Regions from separate parts of the Mus musculus genome. Here all the other regions are linked to region 1. A link is a loop called in an ENCODE intact Hi-C map of the cell type or tissue named here. Cell type or tissue: heart. All regions are shown on one strand.

Region 1 (8,000 bases):
TTTCCTCTGTCTTCTGACTCAGATGCTTAGCTAGCTCTTTAGGACCCACCCTCACACCTGCAAATAATACTTTATTTGCTCTCTTAGTACCTTTAACCCAGTGGAGTTGACATGAGAAATTAACTACCATAATTTATAATATTTCATTTCATAAATGAAAAGTAAAATAAATTAAAAAATAGAAAGGTTTGAGCATGATGGCCCAGTGGGTAAAGGCCAGTGGCTCCAACGCAAGTCCTGACAAATGGTAACGGGCCTGTTCTTCAGGCTTGAGGGAAGTTTATTGATTGAGGCTAAAAGCAACCCAAAGGCTCCACTTGCCTAGTGTGAAGCCCTGGATGTGCTCTCCCACACTGCATGTCCCACCTGTGGTGTCAGCACCTGGGAAGCTGAGGATGATGGGGAGTCCAAGGTCATTAGCTACATAGTATAGGCTAGCCTGGGGTACATGGGTCACAAAAAAGAAAAAAAAATAAGCACATTGTAATCCCAGCACTTGACAGACCAATGGGGGGGGGATTGCTGTGAGTTTAAGACAGCCTGGCCTACAAAGAAAAACCCTACCCAAACCCAAGAAAAATGAAACCAGTAATATAAATAGCTATTTTCATTTTAAATGCTCTAAAGACACAGCGTTAACACAAAAGCTCTCGTCTGTGGTTCCTATTCCCTCCTTCTCCCCCAGGTCTTCTTTAATGTATACTTTTTGTTTGCTTATTTGCTTGTTTTGGATTTTGGCTTTTAAAGACAGGGTCTCACTATGTAGCTCCAACTATTTGGGAACTCACTATGTAGACCAGGCTAGCCAGGGACTTATAGAGATCTACCTACCACTGCCTCCCAAGTGCTGAGACTAAAGGCATGTGACACTTTGCTTGGTTATTACAAACATTTTAAAAGAACATTTTGAACATTAATAGATGTATGTATATATATCACTCTATGTAGTATATATGTTAGACATTTTTCACTTGAGATACATATTTCATCTCAAAATAAGTTTTTTGTTTTTTTTTCTTCTTTTTAAATTTATTTTATTTTTTTTTTATTTATTTTATTATTATATGTAAGTACACTGTAGCTGTCTTCAGACACACCAGAAGAGGGAGTCAGATCTTGTTACGGATGGTTGTGAGCCACCATGTGGTTGCTGGGATTCGAACTCTGGACCTTCGGAAGAGCAGTCGGGTGCTCTTACCCACTGAGCCATCTCACCAGCCCCTTAAATTTATTTTTATCTTATGTCCATTGGTGTTTTGCCTGCATGTATGTGTAAAAGTGTCAGAAACTGAAGTTACAGACTGTTGTGAGCTACCATTGTTGTGGGTGCTGGGACTTGAACCTGGGTCCTCTGGAAGAGCAGTCATTATTCTTAACCACTGAGCCATCTCTCTAGCCCTCGTTTTTTAGTTTTTTTTTTTGTTTTGTTTTGTTTTTTGTTTTTTTAAGATTTTCTTATTTATTATATGTAAGTACACTGTAGCTGTCTTCAGACACTCCAGAAGAGGGCGCCAGATCTCGTTATGGATGGTTGTGAGCCACCATGTGGTTGCTGGGAATTGAACTCCAGACCTTTGGAAGAGCAGTCAGTGCTCTTAACTGCTGAGCCATCTCTCCAGCCCCGTTTTTTAGGTTTTTGAAGACAGGGTTTCCTGTGTAGCTCTAGCTGTCCAGGAACTAGCTCTGTAGACCAGGTTGGCCTCAAATTTAGAGATTTGCCTGTCTCTCTGCCTCTCGAGAGCTGGGATTAAAAGTGTGCAGCCCAACAATCTACTCAAAGTAGGTTTTGAAAAAGCTTTCCATATTAGGAGTTAACTAGCTTCATTTCAGAAATACTGCATGGAATTCAAATGTGGGACCATTCATAGCTACTTTGGTTTTCCTTCAGTGACAGGCATTCGGCATGCCTATTAGGGAAGTCAAATGGCCTGGAGAAGTCATCCTGGGTGAGAGGGCTAATGCATTTTCAGCTTGACAGACACTGTCAACCTATGCAGACAGTCTGCTCCAGCTCAGATGTCAATTGCATGCAGACCTGCAGTCAGACGCTAAGCTCCCTACCTACTCTCCATCAGCTTAGATGTAAGGGGTGCTGGAACAAAGGCTCTCTCTCTCTCTCTCTCTCTCTCTCTCTCTCTCTCTCTTTCTTAGAATTAGTATTCTATTTTATTTTATGTAAATTGGTACTTCACTTACATGTATGTCCGTGTGAGGATGTTGTATCCTCTGGTACTGGAGTTATAGACAGCTGTAAGTCGCCATACAGGTGCTGGGAATTGAACCCTGATCCTCTGGAAGAATAGTCAGTGCTCTTAACCCCTGAGCCATCTCTCCAACCTCTTGCATATTGAGGACAGGGAGGAATCACAAGCCATGTAGGGTGCCTGGGCTCTGAGGTCAACAGGACCATAGCCTCCTTTCTTTATGTGCCTTTCTTGGGGTCTCCCTATAGGAGTCGTCTTCGTTGCCTCTTTACTGTCTCATTGATCTGGGCTAAACTTATGCAGTTGGAAGGAAAGATCAAGCTGGTCATGTTTAAAACATGAAACAGCCTCATCAGTCCCTTCCTGTTCCCGTCTCCCCCCCCCCCTCCCGCCCCCATTTTGAGAGGACAGGAAGGTAAAATACCAAAGTGTCCTATTTTCCTCCAAATATCAGGCTCAAAGGACTGAAGAGCTGACTTCAGATCCCAAAGCCACTGTGTTAGGAGGCACCTGCTTTTTAGGTCCTAAGCCTTCCTGAGCCTTGCTATTGGGTATTCTTTACCAAGACCCTCAAGGATCTAGGCAAGAACTGGGCAGGATCTGTATGTAGCCCATAGTTAGACCTAGGGCAGCTGAGACGCCAAAAGGGAGAGTTTCCTGAGGACAAAAGTGTTCAAACACAACTGGGTGCTGGTTGTTGGGCTACTGCTGGAGGTGTGGTGTGTGTAAAGGAGGCTGTTGAATTCCCAGAAGGCTGGTTCCACAGTGTAGAGTCTACACTGGGGACTTCCCGAGACGCTGAGCCTCAGATCTAGCTTCTCAGTCCAGGCCAGCTGATGTGGGGCTGAGGAACAAGGATGGATGCCATCTATGGCCCCTGCCTTGCAGGTGCAAAGGGCCTTTGGCACCATCTACAGATTGAGGGCAAGACAGGGCTGGTTCTTCCTCCTTGCTCTCGCTGCTATCTGCCTCGCCTGTAGGCTCTCTGGGCTCCTTTTTGGACTGACACGTCTGAAGGACGTTGGAAACTGTGAGGTCCAGGCCCCATAGAGAATCATGAAGGAACAGGAATTCAACTGGAGCTCCGCAGCTGGTTAGGCCTGCGGTCACCTGGAAACAAAGAGGCCATTTATTTTTTCCTTTGGTCTTGGACAAGGAAGAGAAGGGGCTTTCTATAAATAGAAAGACAGCAAAAAAGAAAATAATAATAATAATAATAATAATAATAATAATAAAAACAATAACAAAGCCAGCTCTTCCAGACAGTGCTCATGTCTTTAAAGGTCTTTAAAGGTCTGGAGTTCCCAGCAATTAAGTAAAGGACCAAGACCTCAGGGGTCCCCTATCCTCAGCCCGTGGGGAGGTGGGAACCATACATCGATCCCTCGGTTTATATATAGCCTCATCGCTGTGGGGCTCCGAGGTTGCCCCCAAAATCTTGCTCACCTGGAGGACCCCTGGGTGTCCTCGCCCAGAGGGCGCTGCAGCCTCGCACGTAGAGAACTAACAATCGCCCTTCTCCAGGGCAGTGCCTCCGGACTCCGGACCAGGACATAGTAGCGAGTGCACCTGGGTCTCCGTCAGCTACGCATCAAGGAAGGTGCGACGCGGGAATTACAGATTGCCGGCACTCACCAGTGCTCAGGGGAGGAAGGTGGGACTCAGACCTGCAAGAGCTGAAGAGTGGGGTGGGCTTCGATCCTAGGAGGCGTGGAAGGGGGTGTGGCTGGATCCCTGGGGGGTGGGGCGCTCCAAGGGGCGGGGCAACCCAGGGGGCGGGGCCCGAGGGGTGGAGATTGGGACTACCCAGGCCCGCGGAGCTGGGGGTGGGCGGCTAGTTTTGCAACTGCAGAGCCTTTGGGTTTATTATAAGGCGGAGCTCCGCGGGAGAGGTGCGGGCCAGAGGAGACAGAGCCTAACGCAGAGGAAGGGACCTGGCAGTCGGGAGCTGACTCCAGCCGGCGAAACCTACAGCCCTCGCTCGAGAGAGCAGCGAGCTGGGCAGGAGCCTGGGACAGCAAAGCGCAGAGCAATCAGCAGAGCCGGCCCGGAGCTCCGTGCAACCGGCAACTCGGATCCACGAAGCCCACCGAGCTCCCGCCGCCGGTCTGGGCAGCATGAGACGCGCGGCGCTCTGGCTCTGGCTCTGCGCGCTGGCGCTGCGCCTGCAGCCTGCCCTCCCGGTGAGTGTGGCCCGGGGCAGGGCTGGGAGGCGGCGGGAAGCCGGGACTCGCCACTCGCCGATGCCATGCAGGCGGCAGCACGTGGAGGGGGAGGGGAGCGGGGACTTCTTCCCGCGCTGCCTGGCGGATCCTGGGATGGTGAGCCCTTTAATGAGGACTCCTGTCCCAATTCCTCTACGGTCCGTGGATGCCAGGAGGCTATCCCAGCTCGTGGTCCGGGCGTCCTGCAGAGTGGAACCTCCATTGGTTCCCCGCTCCCAATTAAGTAAAACGACTCCACATGGGTCTGAGTCCGCCGGCCTTAGGCGCTCCGCCGGCCTTAGGCGCCGCTTGGAGTTGCTCTCTCCCGTTGCTGTCTTGCTGGCCATCTCAGCGGCCTGGCCTCCGCCAGTGTCCCGGAGGGATGCAGTGGCCATGGCCACAACGCCTTTTCCATAGACCCTAATTCAAACCAGACTGCAGGCTGCACCCCCAGCGCCGCGGAGTCCGGGCGCTCGGCCCTTTGCACCGGGGCAAGTTTGGGCACAGCAGAGCCGGCGCGGGAACAGGGGGAAGCTGACGTTCGGGGTGGCGGGAGGGACGGGATTAAGGCTGTTTGTGGGACACAAGAGGGTGGCTCAGGGACCTTCGGTTTTTCTCTGGCTGCCCCAGGTGAGCCGGGCCGAGCTGGCAGCGGGAGGTTCCGGGAAGTTGGCTTCAGAACGCTGAAGACCCTAAGAACCCAACTTTGGGGTCGCTGAAGTTGTGCTGCCCCCGGAGGGCCTCCTCCGCATGGCCCGCGCGGGGGACCCTCCCCGCGAGTGGACCCCGGTACGGCTCTTCCCCTCCCCCGACTCGGCTTTGTGCTGAAGCCGCGCGTAGGGAAGGCGGGTCCCTTGGCCCGCCCAGTAGGGCCGCGGGGAAAGAGGGACGAACGTGGAGCTGGCGACTGGTGGGGGAAAGCTTCTGGGTAGGATGCAGCCATCCACCTTTGGTGGGGGTCGGTCTCTCTAATCAGCGGCTTGGCCGACAAAGAGCTTGGTCGAGGGTACCCCAGAAAGTGCTCTCCCGCCCCAGCCGCCGTCCGCTAGCCCGCCTTCCCCAACGGGGGCGCTTTGTTCTCGGCCCCTGTAACCCTTCCCTGGGAACCGCCCCGCAGCGCTGGTCCTTGACGTGGGCCGGGTCCTGGGTCGCCGCCAGGTGTCAGCGCTGCCCTCCGGGTGTCCACGCCCCTAGCCCCCGCACCCGCTGTGAAGTCCCGGGTGTCCTTTCCACTGGCGGCTTTGCCCAACCCCTGGAAGGCAGAGGCGAGGTGCGGAGCCTCAGGCTTTATCCCTCCCGGAAGTGGCAGTCTCCCACCGCCACATCTGGTCTGCTTAACTTCGATAGTCCTGGCAAAGGCAGACACGTGCACAGGGAAGGAGAGTTGAGCGCTGGTAGATACCAAGGTCGTGTACAAATAAAGTGGCACACGGACACGTCCCCAGTCACTGTTAATGGCATTGCCTTCGCTCCTTCCCAGGTGGCTGGTGCTCTCCATCACTCTGGAGCCCAAGAGAGGGCCTCCATAATTGTATTGCCCATGAGTTGGGGTTGTGTGGGGGCGCCAAATCAGGGTTCTCTGGGAGGGCTATGAATTCCGAACTGAGTCTCCTGTGCACTCCTGGCTTTAAGGTTCAAGAAATTGTTTGAGGGTTGTGGTTTTTGTGGGACTCAGATTATGCCTGGAATCATAGTTACCACTGTGGAGAAGAAAGTGGAGCTACTTAGCATGCCTCCCCGGCCCGCCTGGCATTACCTCCGGCTCTGTTCTCTAGGCCCAACGTGAGGCCTCACTGGGGCAGTACAGATGCAGTACTGAATTTCTTTCCAGCCAGGATCTGGAGAGGTGGTGTTCTCTTCCCTGGTGTCTTTAGAGAGGCAGATATTCCTGTGACCTAAGCCCCTCAAGCACCCATTAATAATGCTGAGTAGACAACTAGAGGTGGCGTTTTCCGGAACTTCCTGTGTGCTGGCCTGGGAGGTTGAACCCTCTAGGGAAACAGGTCTAGGAAGTAGAATTATCTCAATGGAAGGCTTCCTGGAGGAAGAAGATGAGCTGAGCCCCCAGGTCACTGTCTGAGCTTTAGGATCAGACTCCCACTTGGAGGCAAGAGTGTTCGTTTTACTTTTTTTTTTTAAGTTTGGTTTATTTTCTCTCTAACAGAAAACAAACAAACAAACAAAAAAAAACCCCACATTTGTTTAAAAGTGGGTGCATAAGAGTGAGGACATATTCAGAGCTTCCCCTTTTCCTGAAAAATGAAGGCAGCTGGGATTTACTTAAAATGAGAGCACATATCCACAAATTGCCAGAGAGCTGGTCCCTTTCTCAGGGCTCCCTAAGCTCCTGTGGGAAGCAGGTCAGACAGCCCTGGGGACCAGAGAGATAGGGAGTGCTTTTGGGTGCCTGCCTTTGAATGGGGAAGGGGGGGGGAGCTGCTGGGATCAGAGGCTGCTAGCAACTACTCCCCAGAGACTGAAGCAGGTTTGTCCCTCAGTGTCCTGTGGTCTTCTGTTTCTCCTATATAGAATAGGAGAAATGGTTATTTGCTCTGGAATAGTGACTTGCTATTTGTTCCCTTTCTTTCCTCTCCCTTACTGTAATCATTTGGACTAGTAGAGACACTTTCCCCAGGTCTGGCAGAATGGGAGGGAGTGGGGGAGGCCTGTGCTTGCATGATGTCACTGCTGGCTTCAGCTCTCCAGGGAGGGTGGAGTTGGTTGTAACCTACCTGTGGCTCTTGATGGGCCACAATAAAACCTCATTAACACACATTGGTAGGGAGAAGGGACTGGAAAGAATGATGGGAAAGATTGATGTTTTTCCTTTTTTTTTTTTTTTTTTTTTGGCAGTACTTTCTAGATCTCCCCTCCCCCTTGCTGCAGCAAAATTTTGGATTCCTGAAGTCCTTTGAGAATGTATAATGGTAGCCAGACTTTTTTTTTTTCAGTCAGCTCAAAATTGCCTCCTTATAAAGTATCCTTGGTTGTTTTTTGTTGTTGTTGTTGTTGTTGTTTTGTTTTGTTTTAAGACAAGGTTTCTCTGTATAGTCCTGGCTGCCCTGGAACTCAATATGTAGACCAGGCTGGCCTCAAACTCAAAGAAATCCACCTACTTCTAACTTTCAGTGCTGGGCCTAAAGGTGTAGGCCACCAAAAGTGCTCAACTTTTACAAAGCAGTCTTACTTTGAGCAGGATTCTGAAACCCTTATTTCCTTTCTGTTATCTTCAACAATACACTGCTAGGTGTATTTAGTCCCTCATGATGCTGGGCCTCCTCAAGTGGCGCCAGGTCAAGCAGTCTCCTGGTTTTTGGTGGCTCTGAAGAAGACTGTGTCCCAGTGACTGGCAGTTTGAATTCGGAGCTTCTCTTTTCCTTCTCAGTCTTTGGCAGGCAGAGTGACACTGGTGTGCCCAAGCCTGGAGCTTCTCTGTTTAATTCTAGTTTATTTTCTTTATCAGACTGAAAAACAAATCAGGTTGGTTATAATTCTTATAAACACGAAGGTCTCACCTTTGCGTAGCTCTCCGGCTGTGTGGGTCTGATGTCCCTCGGGAATCTCTGTTGAGGCTGCTGCAGTGTGTGTGCGT
Region 2 (8,000 bases), 230 kb after region 1:
TTGTTGTTTTTTTCTCTCAACACCAAAAGTCTTAATGTAGAGTCATTTGCTATATCCTGGGGTTAAACTCAAAGTAATTTTTATGCCAGGTAGACCATTTTTTTAAAACAAAATTAAACATAAATCCTTCCTCTTCGTTAAATGATAAATACTTGTATTTTTGAGTCTTAAACTTTTTGACGTTTAGTTTCCTTGGATGAAATTTTAACCAACAGTTCATCCATTGGCCCACAGCAAACAGATACGAAGACTCAACATTGTGTTTCATATATATCCCAGACAGTTCTCTTTTAAGATCCCCATGAAGTTTTCATGGAGTCGGGAAACTAACAAAAGCACCAGTTGTAGGAGAGATGCTAATCTGGAATGTCTGATTTGGGCTTTTGCTCTTTATCTTTCTGCTTGACAGTTTCTGTAAAAACCTACAGAAACTTTACATTATACAGAGTACGGATTCTGTACTCAGCAGGAGGCATTCTGTGGCCTCTTTAGGTGCTCTTCTGTGGAGCCAGGACATCACATCCCTTTATGACAGTTGTGAGCCACAGTGTGGTTGGCTGGGAACTGAACTAAGGAAGTGCAGCCCAGGTGCTTCACCGCTGAGTGACCTCACCAACCCCATAATCGATTTAGTATACTTCCTCCTAAGTCCTTCTCACCCTGCCTGTGACTACTACTTTCCTGACTGTGATTGTCTAACTTCTTAAAGATCTATGTCTAGCTGACTTTCATGTCCCCCATCCCCAACAGTGTGCTTGGCCCCGACAAATGTTTCTTGAGTGCATAGACAGTGTTTATGTCATGTCATCTAAATTGAAAGTGATTCTTTAGCAAATCAAAAATATATAATTTCAGACACTATAACAGTCCTTAGGGAAAATAAAGAGATTATGATATTCCTCATGGGATGTATAAATAAATCAAGTTTAGTTAATCAGTTGAGCAACACTTTACTGCTTCTGTGCTGAGTGCCATGTGCCCCAGGTATCATGCTGGTGACTGGGATAAATGGATGTGCGTGTATAAGTATGTCTTATAAGAAATAACTATACAGGGCTGGGGGCTGGAGAGATGACTTAGTGGTTAAGAGCACTGACTGCTTTTCCAGAGGTCCTGAGTTCAATTCCCAGCAACCACATGGTGGCTCACAACCATCTGAAATGGGATCCGATGCCCTCTTCTGGTGGGTCTGAAGACAGCAACAGTGTACTCATATACATAAAATAAATAAATCTTAAAAAAGAAAAAGAAATAAGTAGGCAGTTAAAAAGAAATGTGCCAGGCAGTGGTGGCCCACACCTTTGATTCCAGCACTCAGAAGGCAGAGGCAGGTGGAACTCTCTGAGTTTGAGTCCAGGTTGGTCTACAGATGAGTTCCAGGACAGCTAGGAATACATAGCTGTCTCAAAAATTGAGAACAAAGGAAATCCCTCTAAGTATGTCCTTAGGTGGCATGTAAGGAGAGGATAGCACTGAGAGAGGGAACAAGGCACAGAGTACCCGAGAGTACCAGCCTGCCTGTGCAGCAGTCATTTTGGTGGGTTTCTAGTGATGGTTTCCATGTATTTCTGAGAAGGCTAATTTGATGACAGCATTCCAGTTTTCCAGCTCTTTAAAGTGCTAAGAAATGAATAAGTGGCAAAGCAGGGAAACCATTATGGATGCAGGAATTTATTCAGCCCTCAGCATTAAAATATTACAAGCAGGTTTTTCCTAAATGTGAATTCCTAAATTGTTTTAAATGATTTTACATCTGGGCTTGGCTGTTAACGACTGCCTATTAGTGCTAAGGCTCATTTGAGGGAGGCATTGTTTCTTACATTCTCTCCGCACTAATCTTTCTGCCTAGTTTGAAACTTGTTGCATGTGTATGTTGTATGTGTGTTTGTGCATATGCATGTTCACATGTGTCGGCACACACGTGTGTATGTACGTTGAGGTCTGAAGTTGAAGTTGGAGGTCTTCCTCAATCTCATTCTACTTTAATTTATTGAGGCTGAGCCTCTTGCTAAACTTGGAGTTCTATCTCCTAAAATGTTCCTTTGGGGCTGGAGAGATGGCTTAGCAGTTAAGAACATGGGATGCTCTTCTAGAGAACTTGGGTCTAATTCAGTTCCAGGGGATCAGATGTCCTTTTTTGGCCTCAAGGTGCACCAGGTATGTACGTGGTGCACAGTCATACATGCAGGCAAAATACCCATATACATAAAAAGAAATAAATCTTTAACAAAGTTTACCTTCATTTTCAATATGCTACTTTAATTAATATTTTGATCATGTTTAACCTCCCACCTTGCCCCAATGACTTCTACTTCTCACTTCCAACTTTATCCTTCTGTTTTGTTTTAATAACCTACTGAGTTCAACTTGTACTGTCCATATACTCTTGGGTGTGAAGGTGTCCACTGTAGAGTAGCTCACCTACCATACTAAGATACCTGACTCTCCTTCCTACAGAAGCCATCGACCATCAATCATTCCTTAGGAATGCAGAGTCCTGGGCCCCGCCCCCTCCCACACTACAGTGTTGATTGGCTTGGTCTTGAGCAGGTCTTAGGCAAGCACAGCTGCTGTGAGGCCATGCCTGCAGCGGGCCTGCCATGTCCAGAGGACACTGTTTTACTTTGGTCCTTTTCTGACCTCTTCTCTGATGGTCCCTGAGCTTTGGGGCGGGACTATATGGAGATCACATCTAAGGCTGGTGTGTGGGATTGAATTGATGATCTCTTGTGGCTGAGGACTCCATGAACACTTATTCTCTGTATTTTGATTAGTTGCGAATTTCTGTTCACTGCACAGAGAAACCAACGATGGAGCGCTGTCATAGTTTATGAGTATGAAGAGAAGTGCTCTATGGGTATGAATTCAGAGGACAATTTGTTGTTATGTCCATTTAGTAGCATAATAACATTAGGTCTATCCCTAGGTTTGCAGACTTCCTAACCAGATTTTTAGTACCAGTGCTCCTCTGTGGATCAAGCAGCAGTTTGTTAGCCTGCTACCATCTGTGTCGCTGTTACATCATGGGTACATGCCAATCATTAGTGTAGCTCACGGGTTCACAGCTGGGTGAGGCTGTCCATGCCTCTCCCTCAGCAGCAACTACAAGGTACAGCAGCACCTTCTAGTCCTGTGAAAGCTTGTAGGAGCAAAGAGGCTTCCTGGTCATTACCAATGGGCTTCTTCATGTCCTGTGCTCAAACTGTGTATTACCTTTACCAATAGAGCCCTCCTATCAAACTGTGATTGGCGACCTCATCTTCATTTACTTATACATTTAGTTGGACTTTAATTCATCTTTTAATGAAAGTCTATCAGAATTTATACGATGGCATTATGTTCCCATTTGAATTTATCGAGAGTGCTAGTACATTAATTGAAAGTATTTTCTGATATATATTTATATTTATTCTGAGTATTTTACATTATAAAAATTCATATAGAAAATGAAAATAAAAACAGTGATACCTACCATGCCTAATGGGTCCTGATGTTTATTGAGGGCCATTCTACTTCAGCGATTCTGAGCACAGATTCAAGAGCCGTAGAGGACCTGAGTTTAAGTCCCACTTGCCCACTGTCTAGCTGTATAACATAGATAAGTTATAATTGCTTCATAACCAGGTAGTTTTTTTTAAACTGATAACTAATGATAGCACTGTCCGCCTTATACAGTGGCTGTGAGTTAATGCATATAATGTGTTTACAAGAGTGCTTGCATGTATTTAAAATTATTAAGCATTTAAAATTACTAAGCATGTACCGTGTTATCCTTTATTTTCTCTTTTAATCCTTAAAACAGTTCTATAGAGCTGATATTGTTATTTTCAATTGGCAGGTAAACTGAGGTTCAGAGAGAGAAACATAATTGTTAACATCATAATTATGAAGTGTTTGCAATTTGAATCCAAGAAGCCCGACTTGTCTTTTGAACCAGTAACATTTTAATTTTGAATTAATCAGGATAGCAATAAATTCTCATATTCATGAAGTATTAAGAATAAAGAACATGGGGGAGTGGAAAGTGTGATCAGAATAAATTGTATGGAAAAAAAAGAATAAAAGGACATGAATGTAACTCATAATTGTAATTAAACACTGGTTGAGAAATATGCTTTGGAAATGTCATATTTTACCAGGAAGCAGTAAAGGTTGGTGAACCTCAAACCAATTAGAGTGCAATTACCAGAATTGAAATATTCATGGTGAATTTACTAAATATTTATTAGATTTAGTAAAGTCAGTGAGAAGACAACCTGGCTGGCTTTAGCACCCTCTGGAGGTTTGGCTGCCATTTCACCAGGCTTTGATTTTGTGCAAGGCAATGAAAGCTTCGTGCTCCCTCTAGAGGTCACTAATAGTATATGATTTGCTTTGAACAGAAAAACTTTGAAAGCCTGAAATTAAAAAAAAAAAAAAAAAAAAAAAAAAATCCGACACAACTTTATTGAGTTTGAGTTCCTGAGTTGTCAATCTACTCAGTTAATAGTACGCTGCCAGGGGGAGCGTCTACTGTTCAGTTTCTAAGTGTCCTGCTGCCAAAACATGCCCCTGGCTAGTTGTGTGACAAACGTCCAACACTGGCCTCATTGCTTTGCAGTATAAGCAGAAACAGTTCACAGTGTTTGATTATTCATGAGCTCAGAAAAGAGAGTAATGCCCCTTACAGAGAGCTGCTTTGCTTTCATATATTTTGTTTGCATATTTAACTTTATCTTAGTATTATTCTATGAGTTTAGGTGATTATTTTACTGTTTAGTCTCCCATCTTTTAATCCACTGTTGGAGTTGCTGAGGCGCTTTGCTTCACAAAAGCATACCCAAGAGGTGGTCAGTGACATGTCTGCCTAGCAGCATGACACTTGGGCTGTGTCTTCTCGTTTGCTAAGTGAAGTGGAAATGCAGTACAAATGAGAGCAAGAACAAAAAGATAAATGTTTAGATCTGGCTGTAATTGGTACTGAGGAGGGGAGAAAGAGATTGGGTTCAACAGCTGGTGGATATCTGAGTTGTTTCCACATGTTGGGTCTATGTGGAACACTGTTTTGAGCACCTGACTGTAAATTTGTGTGTGTGTGTTTGCTTCTCTTAGACATACACCGTGGAGCAGAATTGCTAGGTAATGTGTAACTCTGTAGTCAACATTTTGAGAAACTTTGGAAGGTTCTTTTAGAGTATTTTACATTTTCATTTTTTTCTCTATGCCCTGATCAATTCTTGCCTTACTTTTTAAAATTCTAGCTATGCTAGTGAGGATCATGTGACATGCCAGGTAGCTTCCATGTTCAGTGAGGATCATGTGACACGCCAGTTGTAGCTTCCATGTTCAGTGAGGATCATGTGACACACCAGGTTTTGGTGGCTAATGATGCTGGTTATGTTTTCATGAGTATTTGTGTGTCTTATTGGAGAAGTGTTCACTTAGATTCTTTGCCTTCTTAAAAGTTTTTCTTTTGTTAAATATTTTTTTGGACAGTCTTATATGTATGTTTATAACCATTAATTCCTTATAAGATTCAATTTCTTTATTTTTGTTACATCATTTTTGGTGTCATGCCTAAGGCATCAACTGTTGCCTAACCCTGACTCACAAAGATTTACTTCTGGGGCTGGAGAGATGGCTCCGTGGTTAAGAGTGTTGGCTGCTCTTTCAGAGGACCTGGGTTCAATTCCCAGCAATTATGTGGTTCTAACTCGAGAGGATCTAACACCTTCACATAGACACATATGCAGGAAAAACACTCATGCACATAAAGTAATAGACTACTTAAAAGGCTGCTCCTCTTTCTTTCCGTGACACTGAGGATTGAGTGACTTCTCCCACGCGGAGCAAATGCGCTTCCACTGACCCCTATACTCGTAAGGACTCTTTAAAAAGGCCTGGGGTTTTAGCTCTTGATCCTTGTACATCGCAGATCCATTTTACTTAATATTTTTTGTGTGATCCTAGTAACTTTAGATTCTTGCCTGATTTGAGAGACTGTCTGTGCATATTTCAAGACTGGGTTTATTATTTCTAAAATGAGGAGTTGGGCTCAGTGGTGTGAAGTTGTTTCTGTGTAACTATAGCTTAGCTGTCTTTCTGTTCCTTTTAATAGTACCATTATTTGTTGCAATGACCAAAACCCATGTGATAGCAGCTTCAAAAGAAGCATTTTATACCTGGCAATATCGTGTGGCAAAGAAGCTCACAGCACTGGAAATTAATCAGATCACACGGTCTCGAAAAGAAGGAAGAGAAAGGTATGTTTTTTGATATATATTTAATAAGCAACTATACCGTATTGGATCCAGACATAGTTAATTATCTATTGCCATTCTTGAGAAATATACATTGCCTTGATTAATAGAAGTCCTTTTTTTTTTTTTTTTTTTTTTTTTTTTTTTTGGTTTTCTGAGACAGGGTTTCAGGGTTTCTCTGTATAGCCCTGGCTGTCCTGGAACTCACTCTGTAGACCAGGCTGGCCTCGAACTCAGAAATCCGCCTGCCTCTGCCTCCTGAGTGCTGGGATTAAAGGCGTGTGCCACCACAACAGGCTCATAATAGAAGTACTTTTGTTTAATTTGAATATCTTTTAAAAGGATCTATTTAAATTTATCAAAGTAAAAGAAAGTTGGCATGGTGTAAACAAAACAGATTTTTTTTTTGATATTGATAAAGACTGGAAATCTGTGAGGATTTATTTGGTTAGGAAATAGCTGTGTGACCTACTCCACATAGTAGTGGTACACTGAAATTACTGTCATTCAGTTAAAAAATGAGTATCTTACTGAAGCCTCATTCCCATAGGTTAGTTGTATCGGGGTCTTTCTAGGAGGTGACCCTAGCATCAATCAGAAGTAGATGCTTGTCCTTACACACAGGCATAGAGATGCTTGCCCTTACACACAGGCATGGAGATGCTTGCCCTTACACACAGGCATAGAGATGCTTGCCCTTACACACAGGCATGGAGATGCTTGTCCTTACACACAGGCATGGAGGTGCTTGCCCTTACACACAGGCATGGAGATGCTTGCCCTTACACACAGGCATGGAGATGCTTGCCCTTACACACAGGCATGGAGATGCTTGCCCTTACACACAGGCATAGAGATGCTTGCCCTTACACACAGGCATGGAGATGCTTGCCCTTACACACAGGCATGGAGATGCTTGCCCTTACACACAGGCATGGAGATGCTTGTCCTTACACACAGGCATGGAGGAGGGCTTTAGGGAGAGGTGAACTGGGCATGTGGCTTCTTTCCAAAGACTTGGATTCCAGGAGTCTACATTGGAGTGGTTCTGGTAAGTGGGCATAAAGAGGACTCTGCCATTCAGACACATGAGGACAAAGGGACTCCTGAAGTAAGCTTCAACATGAAGATGTGTAAATGTGTTTGGTAAACAACAGGAAGTTCTGTATGAAGTTATTACTTCACAATCCTGAAGTTGTAGTGGACAGGAGGATAAGGCTGGAGGATTCTGAGTTTGAGACATACCAAGGCTACTTAGAGAGAGACTATAAGCAAGCAAGCAAGCAAACAAGCAAGCAAATAAATTAATAAACGGACAGTTACTCTTGATCAGCAGTCAGGCAAAAATCTCACAGCTTAATGGATTTTATTGGGACTGCATAGCTTGGTTGTTCACAGTGGGGATGGCTTTGTTGAACAGATGACTTATATAGCTCTAAATCTTCGCTGGGTAGTTTCTCCTTTTGTGAGATTCAGCCATATCAAGAACTCTTTAAAAAAAAAAAATCAGGGTTTTCCTGTTAGATAAGAATGTTCACTGTAGTCGTTCAGTCCTTAGTTGTAGAGATCATGAAGCAATATAACCCTCCCTTTCTTCACGCTTGTGGTTTGCTCTTTCTAACAGAATTTATCACGTTGATGATGTCCCTTCCGGATCTGTGGATGGGGTGTTTGATTACAGTAAAGCCATTCAAGTAGGTGGTTTGATTTTCGTCAGCGTTACTGTCTGAAGATAAGGAAACGTAATTTTATTAGGGACTC
Region 3 (8,000 bases), 94 kb after region 1:
CAGAACTCCGAAGGCTTAGCTAGTAGAGTAGGGGCAGCAGGTTCAGGGCTGGCTTCTGTTGTGAGGAGTAGACAGGGTTGTGGACCTAAGTACCAGCAGAACGCTCTGGGGGCCATGGGGTCAGAGTCTCCGGACAGACTGTGGCTCTAGTCAGATTGAGAGTCTATGGTCAATCTGGCTTCTACATGCTTGCTTTTCTTAAGTTCTTCTTTGTGCCTCCCTCCCCCTCTCTCCTCTCATCCTCCCCCTCCCGCTCCCCTTCTCTTGTTTTGCACAAAATCCTCATGCTAGAGAATTTCCCACATAGTCAATCCCTTCTCAGTCATGGCAGAAGCCAGACATGCCCCACAGCCTCCTTAGGGAAGACCATGGGGACAAGACAGTACTGTCTCAATGTTGATGAAGAAGAACGCAAGGGTTTTCTTTAGATAGTGCGGTATGAAGGCCTCTGACCCTTCAGTGTAACAGTAGCAGAATTCTGGTCTAGCCACATAGTGGAACAGTGATAGTGCAGCTCCTAGCCTGTGGCTGCAGAATTCTTGGCTTCCTAACCTCCAAGTCAATCTTGGGCCTCCCAAGGACTCTGAGCTTCCTAATGACCTTGACCACTCATCTAGAGTGGATTGAGTTGTGGTCTACCTTCCTTTTTTGCAGAAGTCTGTCACTCAGAAAAACTCACTGGGTAGAAAGAGATGGCAAAAGGAAGCCCGGCCCTAGCAACAGGTTTTAGAAAGGCTGGGAACTCTGGGGATGTAGCCTGGGGGCAAAAGTGCTTACCTGACTGCTGTGCAACACTGGGTTCTATCCCCAGCGTTGGGGAGCATAAAGCAAGACTTCTTCTCTAACGGTCCTTCCAGCTGCTCCTGCGTTTATGGACCACGCCCACACTCAGCACCTCATTTGTTCCATGGGTGACCCATGTTTTAGTTTGGGTGCCTTCTGTGTCTCAGGTGATAATGGATCATATGGTAATTAATTTAAATGGTACAGAAAGCGAGTCTCTGTTACACAGGAAATGAAGACACTAAATGTGCCTCAGGGTGGTTTGGGGATGGTTAGGGCTGTTTGTCTGTCTTCTGCTTCCAATATTCTGCTGCCGGTTGAAGTTTCTTCTCTCCCTCCTGGCCTTATACTACACCACATATCAGGTGCCCTGAGATCTTTTGCTCCCTAAAGAACACCATGACAAGGTGGAGACCATCCCACAGAGCAGAAGTTTGGGAGCAATAAAGCGAGAGAATTGGTGACAGCAAACCATCTTTTCCTTTAAGCTTAAAAGAAAATCCTCTCACTTATTTTGATTTATGTGTATGAGGGTTTTGCCTGCATGTATGTCAGGGCACCATGGGTGTGCCTGGTGCCTAAGGAGGCCAGAAAGGGGTGCTGGATACCCTTGAACTTTTGTGAGACACCACGTGGCTCCTGAGAATCGAACTCTGGTCCTCTGGAACAGTGGCCAGAACTCTTAACTGCTGAGCCATCACTTCAGCCTTGCTTGCAGAAGTCTTTGTCTAAAGATCCCCTTCTGTGTGCTTGGCAGGAGATTGGAAAGATCACCTTCTCTGCGCTTGCAGCTTCTGTGGCATGGGGCTATTTTCAACTCCTGCCAATGGTCTTTTCTTCTGCAATTTCTGTTATTTTAGCATTAAATTGCCTGGATTGATGCTCTTATAGTTTAAATATTTCTTTTTCCCTCTTCCCTCCCCTCCTTTTCCCCTTCTACCTCCTTTCTCCCTCCTTTTTTCTTCCCCTGTCCTTCCCTCTCTCTTCCCTTCCTTCCTTCACCTATCACCTCCCTTCACCCATGCCCTCTACATAGGGTCTAAGAAGCCCAGACCAGCTGCAAACTCGCTCCCTCCCTGAGGATGACCTTGAACTTCAGACCCTCCTCCCACTTCTACTTTCCATGTCTGGGATTCCAGGTTTACACCATAAGCCTGACTTGTGATGTGTAAGGATGGACCCCAGGGCTTCTTGCATGCTAGGCAAACATTGAATGACACCCCTAATCCTATTTTTAAATCTCCCCTACTTTCCATCTTTTGGTTAGTTTGTCCTAATTACTAGATCGCCTGAACCTTATCTCCTAGCACCGCTGTTTCATCTGCCAGGGTTTTTAGTTGACAAGGGTGTTTGGCTTTTGTTCTTAGCATGTTGATTGTTATATTATGCCAGGCTAAGGTAGGGTTTGCCAAACACAGACTGCACTGGGGAGGGACCTGGGCAAGTCTTTCAGTGAATTCCCAGAATGAGGACTGAAGGTTTCCTCCCAAGCTGGCCAGATTTTTCACTCTGTGTCTAGGGCATTCAGTGTTCACCCCTCAGCTGAGCTTAACACCCCAGAGAGGGGAAGCAGAAGGGATCTAGGAACAAAAGAGCTTCCTGCTCTTCCTCCTCCTTTGCCTCTTCCTCCCCTTTCTCTTCCCCATCTTCCTCTTCCTCCTCTCTCTCCTCTTTTTCTCTTCCCCCTCTTCCTCTTCTCCCTCTTCCTCTTCCTCTCTTCTTTCTCTTTAACTGTCTCCTTCTCGCCCTTTTCCTCCCTTGTGCTAGGGCTAGAGCCCAGGGCCTTTCATTGGACAGGGAGGTGCTTTTCCACTGAGAGGCATTTCAGCCTCTGTAACTGTATCTCTCATTTGAACTCCCTTCTTTACCCTGCTACAGGGATTCTGACCACAACAGGATAGAATTCAGATTGCACCCATTCTAAATCCCCTCCCTAGCTCAGTCTTCTTCCTCCTCCTCCTCTTCCTCTTCTTCCTCTCCATCATCTCCTCCTCTCCTTTGCCCCTCTCCCCCACGTTTCCCTCATTCTCATGGTTTATGATCTTTTAAAGGTCACCGTTGTCACTGCAATGAGATGTCAGGAAAGGGATTAGTGTGTGCTAAGCTACCCTTTTAACTGGAAGCCTCAAGTATCCCTCCTCTTCAGTCCCAGCATCCTGAAGTGAGGGGGTTTCTCTCCTACCCAGTCTTCTCAAACGCCACTTCCCTGTCACTCGGGAACCTCCAACTCAACTTACATTGGGTCACGTCTGTCTTCTTCCCAGTGGTTCCACAGCCTATCTGAAGCGTGCGCATAGAACGGAACAACCAGCAGGAACTGGAAATCTCTAGAGGGGTAATTGTCCTGTCAGCAGAGGTCCAGTGGGCCTCACTAATATGATTAAGTTAAGGACCCTGAGCTGGTGAATCATTCTAGGTTGTCTAGTGGCCCAGAGAAATCACAAGGATCCTCCGTGAGGTGAGCAGGAGGATCAGAAAGAGGCAAAAGGGAATGTGCAGAGGTCAGAACACAGGAGATGTGAGGATGCTGCTCTTGGGTTCTGAGAGGAAGGGAGGGGCCAGAATCAGCTCACCACGGAGCTGTTTAAACCTTGGAAAAAGCAGAAGTGGGCAGGATTGTAACCCTTCTGGCATCCTGGTTTTACCCATACGGACCCATTTTGAAATGTCTGACCTCCAGAAATGTGAGTCACTGATTTTGAGCTGTGACACAAGGATATGGGTGGTTGGTTGCAGCAATCATAAAAACAGTATAGCAGCTGTGGGGCTTCCAAGAAGGGGCTGAGGTACTTGGAGCCTAGCTTGAGTGAGTGGGATGTGTGACACAAGCCAGGCAGGTTGCAGGGATTACAGGCCATCCTAAATCATAAACATTGGCCTAAGGCTGAAGGTTCCTGGTTCAGGGGCCTGCTGGGGAAGACAGGATAAGAGAAATGACAAGGGAGGGGTGGTTCAGGGGCAGGGACAGAGCCTGGGAAAGTAGGGCCTGGAGACCTGAGACGCACAAAAGGGCAAATTCCTCTCCTTTCCTGCCTCACCCAGCAGTGGGGTTAAAGGCCCCAAAGGGCCACCCAAGATAAGAGAATGACTTAGTATAGACAATAAATTCTGGGAAGGTTCCCAAGGGCTCAGCTTGGAATAATTGGCCTCCTGTGTGCTCAGCCACATGACCACACACACACACACACACACACACACACACACACACACCCTGCCCTACCTGAAAGTGTTCTAACATACTTAAGACCTTTGCCTTATCCATCTCCTTTCTCACGATCTTGGGAAGGATGCTAACCTCTGGAAGCCGCAGAACCCAAAGCATGACCCTAGGGGATTCTTCTGACGCCAGGGCTTCCAATGACAGCTCCCTTTAGGGTGCCCATGCCAAGGATCCAGAGATAGGTCAGAGGTCAGAATCCTGACCAGAGATGTGCAGCCAAGGGATGCTCAAGGGATGCTCTAGTCAGTTGTGCTGAAAGATGACGATAGTTCAAGTCTTAGCGTCTGGGGTGTGCAGCACCCTGCTCTCCCCTCCACTTTGCCATGTGGGATCCCCTGGAGTTCTCTCTTGCTCACTCAGAACCTGCTCTGCTCACCCCTCTTCAGATACCTGGTTCTCCCAGCCACACACCATCTCTTTTGTTCTGCCTGGCATCGCAATCAGCCTTTCTAAGCACATCAACAGACACCCATTCCTTTCTTTCCATTTTTTGTTGGTGTGTTTTGTTTTGTTTTCTTGAGACAGGGTCTCTCTGTGTAGCCCTGGCTGTTCTGGTGCTCGCTCTGTAGACCATGCTGGCCTCGAACTCACAGAGATCCTCCTGCCTCTTGACAAGAATCTCTCAAATGCTAAGGTTCTGGAGCCGGAGTATGATTCTTGGCTCTGCACCTCACCAGCTGTGCACCTCGTCGGTTGAGATTCTGTGAAAGGCAAGGAGCAAGAGAGCCCATCCTACTCCAGCAGACTGAAGCAAATATGGTTTACGTGGGATCCTGCCCCTGAGACACTCTGTGCTGAACTGTGGGCAAGCCGCACTCAGGATTCGGATAACGGGACCCAACCTAGGCTTCTTGCTTTCCACCTTCAGGCTCCCTTCCCTCTGTGAGTGTCCTCTCAGACATACTCTGCCCTCTGTAGTCTCAACATAGCTGTGCGTAATCCTCACACAGTATGCCACCTTGCCAAGTTATGTATTCACATTTAAATGCATATAACACATAAACCTAAATAAATTTAAATCAATTCTGTGTTGTATAAAATGTAAGAAGATTTATACTATTTATTCATTGTACAATATTATCCTATATGTTTACATATTTAAGATGGATATATTTACATACTATGCTGGTTGGGTTTTGTCAGTTTAATATGTGTGAGAAGAGGAAATTCCTAATGGAGAAGAATGCCTCCATAAGATTGTCTGTCCACAAGCCTGTGGATTAGTGAATGATGGGTGGGGAGGGCCTGGCCCATCGTGAGCAGTGCCACCCTAGGACAGGTAGTCCTGCGGTGTCTAATGAGGCAGGCTGAGTAAGCCATGAGAAACAAGCCAGTCAGTAAGCAGCACCCTCCATGGTCTCTGTATCAGCTCCTGCCTGCAGGTTCCAGACTTGAGTTCCTGCCCTGACTTCCTTCAGAGATGGTTTGTGATGAGGGACTCTAAGATGAAATAAACCCTTTCCTTCCCAAATTATTTTTGGCCATAGTGTTTCATCATAGCAATTAAAAATGTTAATTAAGGTTATGCAAAATATGCTAGTTATATTAAATAATTTTGAATTTTTATAAATATTAAACATAGTTAAAAGAGAAAAGGGGAAATTAGTTATTTTGTCAAAGATCAAGCATGAAATGAAGTGTTATCCTCCTCTTCCTCTTTTTTTTTTTTTTGCTGCCTCCTCCTCTAGCTCCTCGAGGCTGCCTGGGTTTTCTGGCCACAGCAAAGGGCTATGCTAATTGTAGATTAGAAGGAAAACTTGATAAAGCTCTATCATATGTTTTTAAGAGTTAGGTGTTAGATACCAGGTAGATAAAACTAATATGAATCTGTCCTTAATCCAACATTTCTGTGTCTATGTATACATGAAAAATAATTCATATACATGATTATTTATGATATAATATTTGTAATAGTAAGCAATTTAAAAATCAGTATCCAGCACTATAGGCAACTGGCTGACCAGAGCATTTCTATGCTAATACTATGCAGTTGACTGGAATGTTCCTCGTGATTTGGAATGAGCTTCAAGGTGTCAAATGAGAAAAGGGATGACTATTGTGTGACCACTCATGTAAGAGAGTGTGTGCCTGTGTGTATGTGTGCATGTATGTGTACAAATTTGTTAAGATAGTAAGTAAGATAGGGTGTTCCTCTGGGGAGGCGCATGAAGTAGACCTTTGGAATTTGACACTCTTTTAAAGCACTTCAGAATAATGAGAACAAATACCTGAGTGAATGAAGCAGTTGTTGTAGACTCTGGCTGTGATGACATGAGGTGACTTCCGTTCCATTACTCCCATCCTTACTATGCTCACCCCTGCCCAAGACAGACTTAGTGCTTCTCTGAGCCCTCACAATACAGAGCACATACCGCTATCCATTTGTGTCATAACTGTCTGTTTCTATGCCTGTCTGCTCTACTGGACCACACACAACTCCAGGGAAAGCTTTCTGCCTCTAACAGGCCCTTGGCATGTAATGGGTAGGAATCCATAAATGACTGATGGATTCACAGGAATACATTAAGGAGAAGAGCAAAGTCTTTTTTCTAGAAGTCCCTGGGCCCATAGTGTGAGAAGCATCGTGTAGGAACATTTCAGTGACAAGAGCCTGCACTGGACAAAGACACTGTACTCTGGAGGGTTGTGGGAAAGGTATCTGACATGGTTTGAATCTGAAAGTCCCACAGGCTCATGTATTTGACCAATTGGTCCCCAGCTGGTAGTGCTGTCTGTTACAGCTGTGGAAACTTTAGGTGTCAGGTCCTAGCTGGAGGGAGTCGGCTGCTGAGAGCTGGACCTCTTATGGCCCAGTCTCAGTTCTGATCCAAAGCTGTCCAATTCCTGATCCATGGAGATGTGAGAAAGTACCCTCATGTTCCTGCCATCACAGCTAAGAGCTAGTTCCAGCACCCAGTCTTCTCTGCCATGATGGATGGTTTGTTCTTGAACAGTGAGTTGAAATCAGTCTCTCTTCCCCACTGAAAGTAACTAAACCAATATCCTTGAGCCAGCCGAGATAGAGTCACAGCTAGGAGGTGGTGTCCAAGCATCCCAAAAGGTGTCGGTTGCTAAGGATGAAGCATAAAGGTTGCAACAGAGGGATCCCGCATAATAAGGCAGGGAAAATAGGGGAAACCCAGACTTGCCTGGGCAGGCAGGTAAAGCTGCTCGCTTGATTCACTTCTCCCTGAGGCAGGTTGAAGGGCATGACCTTTTCCTACTGAAACGCAGGCCTTAGCATCAGAATCCTGCTGGGAAGTGTCAAGGACACCAGAGCCTAACCTTCAGCGGCTTGGTCAACTCACAGAGGTGGAGCTGGGCAGCCAGCCAGCCCCCTGCATCATTCTCCAGCTCAAAGTCACCTTCAAGGAGTACAGACAACAACAACAACAACAACAACAAACAACACCCTTGGCCTACCCGGTCTTCCAAGGAAGGTTCTATTTGGGAGCTCCAAATTCATCGCTGCAGCCCAGTGGTTTTCAATCTGTGGGGGTCGCATATCAGATATTTACATTCCGACTTGTAACAGTATCATTATAGCTAGGAAGTAGCAATGAAATAATTTCATGGTTGGGGTCACCAAAACATGAGGAACTGTATTAAAGGGCCACAGCATTAGGAAGGATGAGAACCACTGAGCTAGCATAAATGGCTCAAGGGACTCCACAGGATTCTTGGTTCCTGTTACAAGAGAACAGAGCAATCATGTGTAACATCTGGATGTGCTATTTCCCTACTGTGAAACTAACTCAGTGATAGGAACACTGGGCTTAGCGTTATCTCCTGATAAACAAGCTGAACACATTCTTTATACTGGAGCTTAAGAAGTGTGAAGTATCAAAGGGAGGACTGTTATTCAAGGCAGAGGTCCTTGAGTGCTATTGATTTGGGGTTTTGTTTGTTTGCTTTACCACCCCAGTTGTGCTAATAACAACAGAGCCTGCTCCCTTATGCCCATCCCCTGCAGTGGAGCTGGCCCGCCGGAGAAGTA

What was found. Hi-C counts contacts between places; a loop is a spot of excess contacts. Peaks named below come from ENCODE experiments on the same cell type or tissue, not always from the same donor. Only the 100,000 strongest peaks of a DNase experiment are listed, where the experiment ranks them.
Region 2: a loop joins it to region 1, with 2.7 times the contacts of the local background. A loop is called at or near these places in 32 of 42 quality-filtered maps.
Region 3: a loop joins it to region 1, with 2.1 times the contacts of the local background. A loop is called at or near these places in 6 of 42 quality-filtered maps.

The regions. Positions count from the first base shown.
Region 1 is chr12:8,767,315-8,775,314 of GRCm38, forward strand. It overlaps Sdc1 (syndecan 1), which reads left to right and starts at 4,082. Exons shown (of 5, transcript NM_011519.2): 1 at 4,082-4,387. The coding sequence starts at 4,322. It overlaps Gm4755 (a long non-coding RNA gene), which reads right to left and starts at 3,957. Exons shown (of 3, transcript XR_381238.4): 1 at 3,651-3,957; 2 at 2,197-3,314. In heart, CTCF peaks have their summits at 1,495 (motif pointing right) and 3,685; DNase peaks (open chromatin) are centred at 3,957, 5,317 and 5,457; H3K4me3 peaks cover 3,044 bases; H3K27ac peaks cover 2,736 bases; H3K27me3 peaks cover 194 bases.
Region 2 is chr12:8,997,900-9,005,899 of GRCm38, forward strand. It overlaps Wdr35 (WD repeat domain 35), which reads left to right. Exons shown (of 27, transcript NM_001159527.1): 12 at 6,098-6,242; 13 at 7,864-7,933. Among named protein-coding and RNA genes, the nearest start is that of Wdr35, 28 kb to the left of the region's middle. In heart, CTCF peaks have their summits at 1,192 (motif pointing left), 4,309 and 4,522; no DNase peak of the experiment used is centred here.
Region 3 is chr12:8,861,628-8,869,627 of GRCm38, forward strand. No RefSeq gene overlaps it. Among named protein-coding and RNA genes, the nearest start is that of Gm33483, 14 kb to the right of the region's middle. In heart, no CTCF peak of the experiment used is centred here; a DNase peak (open chromatin) is centred at 3,404; H3K27ac peaks cover 610 bases.